Linked DNA regions of Homo sapiens: region 2 is linked to region 1. A link is a contact called in ENCODE Hi-C or POLR2A ChIA-PET data. All regions are on one chromosome and are shown on one strand. Each heading gives the region's core, a stretch centred on a gene start or an enhancer-like site at or near the end of the contact. The rest is flanking DNA. Distances are from core to core; before and after follow the strand shown. Region 1 overlaps MAML2 (mastermind like transcriptional coactivator 2). Region 2 overlaps MAML2 (mastermind like transcriptional coactivator 2).

Region 1 (4,214 bases), core at 652-3,151:
TATATTAGTCTCTTCTGAGTTTGGCAATGTGAGCTATTTCTGAAAGTTTGATAACATTTATATTAAATTCTGTAACATGATGACCATGCCCAACATACTGCTACTTTCTGATGCTTATGGATACAATATTAGAGTAAAAATTAAAATATGTCTACTTAAGTGTTACATCTCATTCAATAATATATAGTGAGTGCCTTCTTCATTGCATGATATCTACAAGGAGATATGTGGATACAGAATGTGTAAGAGAAAACATCGCCCTCAAGTAGGCTTTCCTGGATAAAGATATTTCTTGATAACTTTTATCCAAGGTACTTAAATTTCAAACATAATGAACACATTGAAAAGGAACCATTAAAAGAAATCATTCTATTAATATAAAATAAATATATTCCTGTGTCAGTGTTCTGCAACCTATATTCTGATTTCAATTTTTGTTGAATGCCATTTGGGAGAATGTAGATCGGTAAGCAAAGTAAAATATATTACATTTTCTTATCATTTTTTATTAGTCATTATTATCATTTTCTTATCGATTTTAAAATTTCGCAAGCACCCAGATCTGCTATTTTTCAGCCATTTACATGTCTTCATGCATGGGAGTGGTAGCCCGTATACAGTCATTACACACCTGGATTATTTTCCCTATGAAAGACCTGTGTGAACATTCAGCCTTCTCTTGGTCAATCGACTTGGCAGAAAAACAGTTTAAGAAAATAAAAATATTAAAATATGGAATATTAATTGAAATATATTTTATGTTTTTAAGAAACATATTTGTACTTCAGATGAGGAGTATGAGAATACAATAGAAACCTTTAAAGGCTGTGTATATTACCAGATAAGAATGGTTTATAGGCCAGGCATGGGGGCTCATGCCTATAATCCCAGCACTTTGGGAGGCTGAGGCAGGCAGATTGCTTGAGCCCAGGAGTTTGAGACCAACCTGGGCAACATGGTGAAACCCTGTCTCTACAAAAAATACAAAAATTAGCTGGGCGTGATGGCATGTGCCTCTAGTCCCAGCTACTCAAGAGGCTGAGGTGGGAGTATCACTTGAGCCCAGGAGGCAGAGGTTGCAGTAAGCTGAGATCATGCCACTGCACTCCAGCCTGAGCAACGGAGCAAGACCCTGCCTCATTGAAAAGAAAAAAAAAAGAAAACAGAAAAAAGAAAGAAAGAACAGTTTATAATTAGACATTGCTGACAATTATTCTTTGTAGTTGTTTAGTGCTTTATAGCTCATAAGGTCTTTGTAATGGTTCTCTAAGACTTCTTTACATTCTATTAGTCTCTGAATATGACTTACTGAAGATTATACAGCTAAGTGGCAGGACACAGGACTCTATTTTTTCCTTTAAAGTCCTTATTACAAAATAAATACAAACTACTTTGTTTACTTGTTTACTGTGTTTCTCACCTATTGTGTTACTCACCACTACTAAAGTTCCAGGTAAGCAGGCACCACACCTGCTTTATTCCTCATTGTACCCCAATGCCTGGAATAGTCCTTGCACATAATACATTTTTGATGCATTTTTAATGAATTAAGGCAAGATATCAAATGTCTCTGATTCTAGTGCTTTCCTCCTTATACAACATTAGTGAGTACTTCAGGATTCTGGGATTATTTATTTGTTTAGAAGATCATGCTTCCCATATATTTGAAGGCAGTCAAACTCTTGTTCAAATACTATACTGAAATAAAAAGAGTCAAAGAAGTTTTGCTGTATGTAAATTAGTCTATACTTCTTTCCTTCAAATTCTATTCAACATGTCCAGCTACTTGATACATAGAAATTTTATAATAATATTCTCTACTTTTACTTACCACATTGTGGTAAAAAGTAAGTGGCATGTTTCAACTAATCCAGCCAGTATTGCTTTTATTTCCTCAAGCTAAGAGGGGTAAACAGAAATGGTTACCATGGAAAGTCATAAATACCACTGACTGCTATTTCCTCATTTGCTACTCTATCATGTATTAGGAGAATAAACCAAACTCTCCTTCTAAAAGTCGAGTTGCAGGCATGTGTAGGGCATTACATCCAGAGCTTCTGCAGTTCATTAGATTGCCCAGCTATAGCAGAAGTAGGGATGATAATAACAGTGGACACATATTGAGCATTTACCCAATGCCTGGTATTGCACTAGCAACATGCTATGGTTTGAATGTGCCCCACAAAGTTCATGTGTTGGAAACTTAATCCCCAAAGCAAGTGTTGAGAGGTGAAACCATTAAGAGGTGATTAGGCACAGTCCTCATGAATGAGTTAATGCTGTTATTGTGAGAGTGAGTTAGTTATCATGGGCGTGGGTTCCTAATAAAATAATAACTTTGTCTCTGTTCCCCCTTTATCTCTTGCCTTTCCATCTTCTACCACGGTATGACACAGCAAGATGGCACCTTACAAGATGCCAGCCCCTTGGACTTCCCAGTCTCCAAAACTGTGAGAAATAAATCTTCATTCTTAATAAATTACCCAGTCTCAGGTATTCTGTTATAGCAACACAAAACGGACTAAGACAATACATTATCTCATTTCATCCTCACACCAGGCCTATCAGTTAGGCCTGATATTTCTTCTTATTATTACACTTTTACAGAGGAAGAAGCTGATACTTAGAGATGTTAAGTTTTTAAAGTTCACTCAGCTAGTAGGTGGCAGAAGAGAGGTCCCAATCCAAGGCTTTTTTTTTTTTTTTTTAAACCGTGGTAATGATTTTATAGTATTTTTGTGCTGGAAATAGATAACTGAATGAAACAAAACTGAATAATTACTTACAGTAAAGGTCAGCTTTTTCTTACAATTTGTGTAGCTTTATTTCCTAAAAATTGGCATTTTTTTCCTATCTTTAGAGGAGTGATTCTTCTGGCTCGCTGCTCAAGGCTGCATTCTTAATTCCTAATAGTGACATACATCTCTGAACCTGGGAGGTGGAGGTTGCAGTGAGCCAAGATCATGCCACTACACTCCAGCCTGGGCAACAGAGTGAGACACCATCTCAAAAAAAAAAAAAAAAATTATATTGAAATTAACTGTGGACTCCTTGCACCCAGCTAAGAGCTTGGGACACAGTAGATACTTAATAGATTTTTGTTGAAATGAATTAATTTTGAACTAAACTTTAGTAACTAATCCCATTAAGTGAAAACCAGCATGGCACCAAGCCGACCTGCACTGAGGTGCCAGTGAACTCAATTATACGTGATATGTAAACACATCTAGGAATCAACGTTTTGATCTAGAGTATGAAGAAATCCAAGACTATAGGTAGACATAAATTATTTGAAGAAGTCCAGGTTATATCTAAATATAAATCTATACAGTAAGTCACAATTATCTAAACTTTTCCCACTTACCATCAGTTTTCTCCTCTTCCTTTTTTTTCTTTGCAGAATGAGCCGCATAATTGCTTCAATTTGCCACTTCCCTCTGACAGATGTAGTTATATGTATATATGTAATACATACACACATACATACATATGAGTTGAAGTCAATTAAGATAACAACTGACAAGAAATTAAATATTTAAAGATGTTGTTGATTATGTAGTTATCACAAATGTCTATTTAGCATCCCATATTGGAAAGAAAACCCCACCATGATTATCTCATGTTGGCAGTCTTCCCCCACCCCCCAAACTACAACTGCTACATAGTTACTTAGAGCCTTAATTCACAGTTGTTTATTTCCTGCTTTCACATCCAAAGTTGGGGAAAACAGACCATGGTGAATTTCAAATTTCAGAGCTAATAGCATACTTCTAGTATGGTAGGTATTTATTTAACTTTAATATGAGAAGTTAGGCATCTGTTTTTCTTTCAGCTGATGACACAGTTCATTTTCTCCTCAATAATAAAGAAATTTCAAAATGCATGAAAGCCCACTTTTTGCTTCATTTCCTGTAAATAACTTTACACTTACTTCAAAGCTGACCTTTCACTTAGATCAAAATCCCTGTTACTAAGACCTTGCAGAGAAGAGAACTGAATCAATAGGATGAACATTAAAATAATTGTATCTTGCTTTATTTACTGTACCCTGAACATCTTTGAGGGGTTATAATTTCTGGGGATGCCCTGAGCACTTTGAGTGAAGTATCTGCCAAAAATCACATCTGACTAGTGCCTTGTTATTTTTTTCCACTGTTGTTTTTTAAAAAATGCCATCAGGGAAGCTTAACTACAACAATTCTCTTTCAGTGTCG
Region 2 (4,214 bases), core at 1,033-3,532, 54 kb after region 1:
CTTTAATAAGCTGCATCACATACCTGCACACTAGAGGAAATTATACAGCAATAAAGCATAATTAGGTTTTGCTCCTAAATGAATTAAATATTAGCTTTTACAAATTGCCTATCAAATCACAGGAGAATCAAAGTACTTTTTTGAGTCCCTAGAAAGAACAGATACACAAAAGTGTACTATAAAAGTGGGATGAAGGCCGGGTGCAGTGGCTCACGCCTGTAATCCCAGCACTTTGGGAGGCCACGGTGGGCGGATCACCTGAGGTCGGGAGTTTGAGATCAGCCTGACCAACATGGAGAAACCTTGTCTCTACTAAAAATACAAAATTAGCCAAGCGTGGTGGTGCATGCCTATAATCCCAGCTACTCAGGAGGCTGAGACAGGAGAATCTCTTGAACCCGGGAGGTGGAGGTTGCGGTGAGCTGAGATTGTGCCATTGCACTCCAGCCTGGGCAACAAGAGTGAGAATCCGTCTCAAAAAAAAATGTGATGAAAAGAGGGGCAGATGCAATGATAATTATTTTGTGAATGTTGGCTACTATGTTAAGTAACTCACATGCATTTTATTTTCACAACTCCACTATGTAGGAAGTAGCATTATCCTCATTTTACAGATGAGAAACCGATAGAGAGAGCTTGAAATCACTTTCTCAAGGCTACATAGTAGGTGAGTGTTAGAGTGGCAGTTTGAACCCAATAGCCCCTGGCTTTAGAGCCGGGCCCCTTAACAACTATTAGCCAGTGTATCTCATAGAGAGAAGCTTTTTACACAGAGGCTACCATATGCACAAATATCACAAGCACAGTATGATTTGGTAAATGATACTGAATTCAAAGACACAAGTTTCACTCATTTTAAAATTGTGACTCAAACAAATGTGAATAGTGCCTAGAGGCTTCCTTGCTACTGAACTGTGGTCCATTTTTTGAACATTCCTGGTGCCCTGAGTAATGTACCTTTAACCTTATTTGAAATTCCCAGTATCTTCAGTGGGTGTCTGAGGGGTCTTTCTTACCTCTGTGAATCAAGTTGTCTCTGCACATTCATTTGGATACTTTCTCCCCATCTTTTTTAGAAGCTAAGTGTGATAGCTAAATGAGATAACATATAAAATGTGGCACATAGCAGATGATTAATAAAAGCCACTGTTATTCCAGATTGCTGGTTTTCTCAGACTTTCAAATTAACTCATTACCTAGATGCCAAAAGAAATATATTTGGTATTTTCTTGACACTTAGTAGGTATTCTAGAAATATTTTATTTTAAACAGATGAATGAATAAACAAAAGAATTGAGGTATAAACGTAGCTTCACTTAAGGAATCACTGCTGATCCTATCCCAGGTTGTCTTGGAAGTAAATGCTTGAACTCCCAGCATCATTTATCCAAAGTGAGTAAGAAGTTTTAAACAGGCCGGGTGCGGTGGCTCACGCCTGTAATGCCAGCACTTTGGGAGGCCGAGGGTGGTGGATCACAAGGTCAGAAGATGGAGACCATCTTGGCCAACATCTCTAGTAAAAATACAAAAATTAGCTGGGCATGGTGGCATGTGACTGGAACCCCAGCTACTCGGGAGGCTGAGGCAGGAGAATCGCTTGAACCAGGGAGGCAGAGGTTGCAGTGAGCCGAGATCGTGCCACTGCACTCCAGCCTGGCGACAGAGTGAAACTCTGTCTCAAAAAAAAAAAAAAAGTTTTAAATAACTGTCGTGTTTAGGAATGTCCACCTATTACTGTTCTTCTCCTCTGCTCTGATATTTTTCACTCCAGTCTATGGACTAAGCACTCCAGAAGAGGTGTCTGCTTCTGACTCCAGCACTGTGCATACTGATTCATTCGGCTGGCATTTGGCCTGGCCTTCATGTGGCAGAGGTATCTTTGGCCTATGGTTAAATGGAGTTGTCCCTCTGATGTTTCTGACTTGGCAATGAAATCTCAGTAACCAGAATCATCACTACAGCACCCTGCTATTTAATCTTTGCTGGAAAGTGATGAAAACAGACCTCACTTGTATGAGAACTCTTAGGTTTAGTGAAAGCAATGTGAGAAGTCGCCAAGTTTGTGCTTTGAAACAAGCACATGTTTGAAACCTTAGGTTTCTTTTTCTTAAGCTTTCCCAAGTTGGAAGCTTATAACACAGACATGAAAGTCTGATTTAAGCAGTTCCTATAACCTTTCTAATTTCAGATTTTAAAACTGCTTTTGCTTGAATAGAAAATGGAAAGCCAACACATCTCTCTCTACCCCCATCCTTCCCTGAATAACCTAGATACTTAAGCAATCCTTCCCTTCCCTGGGGCTGTGACTGTAGAGTATTATTTTATTGACTCATAATTAAGAACTTCTGATGAGAAAACCAGTCAACAGAGAAAAATGGCTTGGGGGTCCCACAAGCAAAGAGAAAGCCTGTATGTCCCTATTATGGCAAGTACAACAGGCAGGAATGAGGAGATCTTACAAAAGAAAATCTTTTTGAAAACGTTAAGTCCTTTAAAAAATGAACTTTATGTCCTTTTTGAGGAAGTCAGTTTTTTTTTTTCCTTTCCCATAATGTAATGAAAACGTGAGTGGTAGTTTGAGCTGCTGTAAGATTCAGGGAGTGTATGAGAGAGTGAAATTGTGTGTGGGAGGGGACTGACAATGGAAAGTTGGTGGTGAACACAGAGTGTGGGCAGAAGGAAAAAAGCACATGTGAAACATCTCTGAAAGGAAGTGTCACAGGAAAAACTTTTGAGGCAGCATTCTATGGGGCTGGTCAGAGCACCACCAAAGCTGCTGTGCATTTGTTCAACATTAAAAAAAAAATTCTGCTAAACAAATAAGCAAAAGATTTCAAATGTCCAAAGAGCCACTGAGGAGAAACCATTACTCTTTTAACTGAACAAATATTCCTGGAATTCAGTCACATCTTATTAGTAAAGAGAAGCTTCTAGCTCAATGCTAGAAACTGTTTTGTTTTTTTTTTTCTATATCTGGTTCCACTCATGGAAATGACCACCTCTGCACCCATTATTCACCGGCCATATCTAGTTTAATACAAGAGGTGATTTGCCTCTTGGTGCCTTGAGGTATGATTTGATGAGAGTTTGGTAATGCATATAAAATGGATTTCCATTATCCAATTATAGCCAATAGGACCTAATCTGACTTCTCTGAACAATTTTTTAAACAAGTAGCCATTTTGTATGGCACAAGTTTCGTGCTTATAATTTACTTCCTAGGAAATCTTTATGTATTAATGTAGTGTTTTTACATACCAATAGTTACTCCTAGAAGAGAATAGACTTTTAAGACTCATTTAAAGTGGATGCTTTGAATTCTCCATTTGAAATACCTGAAATAAGCTTAAACACTATTGCGGGATAGACTAGAAAGAAAAGTAGTCTCTTACCACTATGACTAATTTCAGGTAACTGAAAATCTACAGCTTTGAAACTGCAGCACTACTAGTTAATTTGCAACAGCAAATCTGTTTTTCTTCTGACAGATTTACTCATTCATGTCATGTTTCATTATATTCATTCTGTGGACATACAACATAAGCTATTAGAATGTGAAATCTACTTGCTACTTTGTTTGTTGGGCATTTTGTTTTGGTTGTTTAGATCTGATTGTAGGTGTCCTTGCTGAAATATTCAGGAACATCTGTGGGAAGCTAATTCTTCATTCAGAAAAGAATCCATCACAAGAGGAAATAGCTTTAAAAACTGGAACTGGGATACTTATATTTTTATTCAGTTGGCTTAATTTATTATTCTAAAATATTGAAGAGGACTAAAAGAATTTTTCTTCTAAAGTTCAGAGCCAAAGAATCTAGGATTGTATATGGCTGAAGTTAAAAGTAGGTGTCACTAGATGACACAAAGATAAAAAAAATCTTAATTCCTATTTTTTTACTCCCTTTTTCAAGGAATGATTTCACACTGAAAATTTGTTAAGAGGAAACTTTAAAAGCCAACATGGATGAAGACATGTTAATAGAGCACTGAATTTTTAGTTTTAGTGATGAACATGGAGTCTGCAATATCCTAGTATACAAAATGTGGACATTTGATGTGAGGTGAGGTTTTTGGGGAGAGATTGATGGTGGATATACATGTGTTAGGCACTGATCCAGACTTCTTAGGCATTACCTCATTTAATCCACCCAACAGCCCTAGAAAGGAAGTACTGTTGCAGATGAGGGGATCTGTTCATGAGAAAGTTTAATGAA

What was found. Hi-C counts contacts between places; a loop is a spot of excess contacts on that map. ChIA-PET counts read pairs that join two places held with the same protein, here RNA polymerase II (POLR2A). Pooled maps may share reads with other maps.
Region 2: a loop to region 1 is called in a map of B cell, with 2.2 times the contacts of the local background. The contact joins two enhancer-like sites. A Hi-C loop is called at or near these places in 3 of 168 maps with a recorded cell type or tissue (B cell, CD4-positive, alpha-beta memory T cell and CD8-positive, alpha-beta T cell), 1 of 37 single-sample maps with no recorded cell type and 4 of 50 pooled maps. POLR2A ChIA-PET finds 5 or more read pairs at or near these places in 5 of 52 experiments (T-cell, activated CD4-positive, alpha-beta T cell and activated T-cell).

What each region holds. Positions count from the first base shown.
Region 1 is chr11:96,132,855-96,137,068 of GRCh38, forward strand. All of the region lies in intron 1 of MAML2 (mastermind like transcriptional coactivator 2), which reads right to left. Among named protein-coding and RNA genes, the nearest start is that of MIR1260B, 210 kb to the right of the region's middle. Within about 2 kb of position 1,902, at least 3 of the 41 ENCODE cell types and tissues checked have a DNase peak (open chromatin) inside an H3K27ac peak, as active enhancers do.
Region 2 is chr11:96,186,114-96,190,327 of GRCh38, forward strand. All of the region lies in intron 1 of MAML2 (mastermind like transcriptional coactivator 2), which reads right to left. Among named protein-coding and RNA genes, the nearest start is that of MIR1260B, 150 kb to the right of the region's middle. RefSeq lists an enhancer at 1,747-1,806. Within about 2 kb of position 2,283, at least 12 of the 41 ENCODE cell types and tissues checked have a DNase peak (open chromatin) inside an H3K27ac peak, as active enhancers do.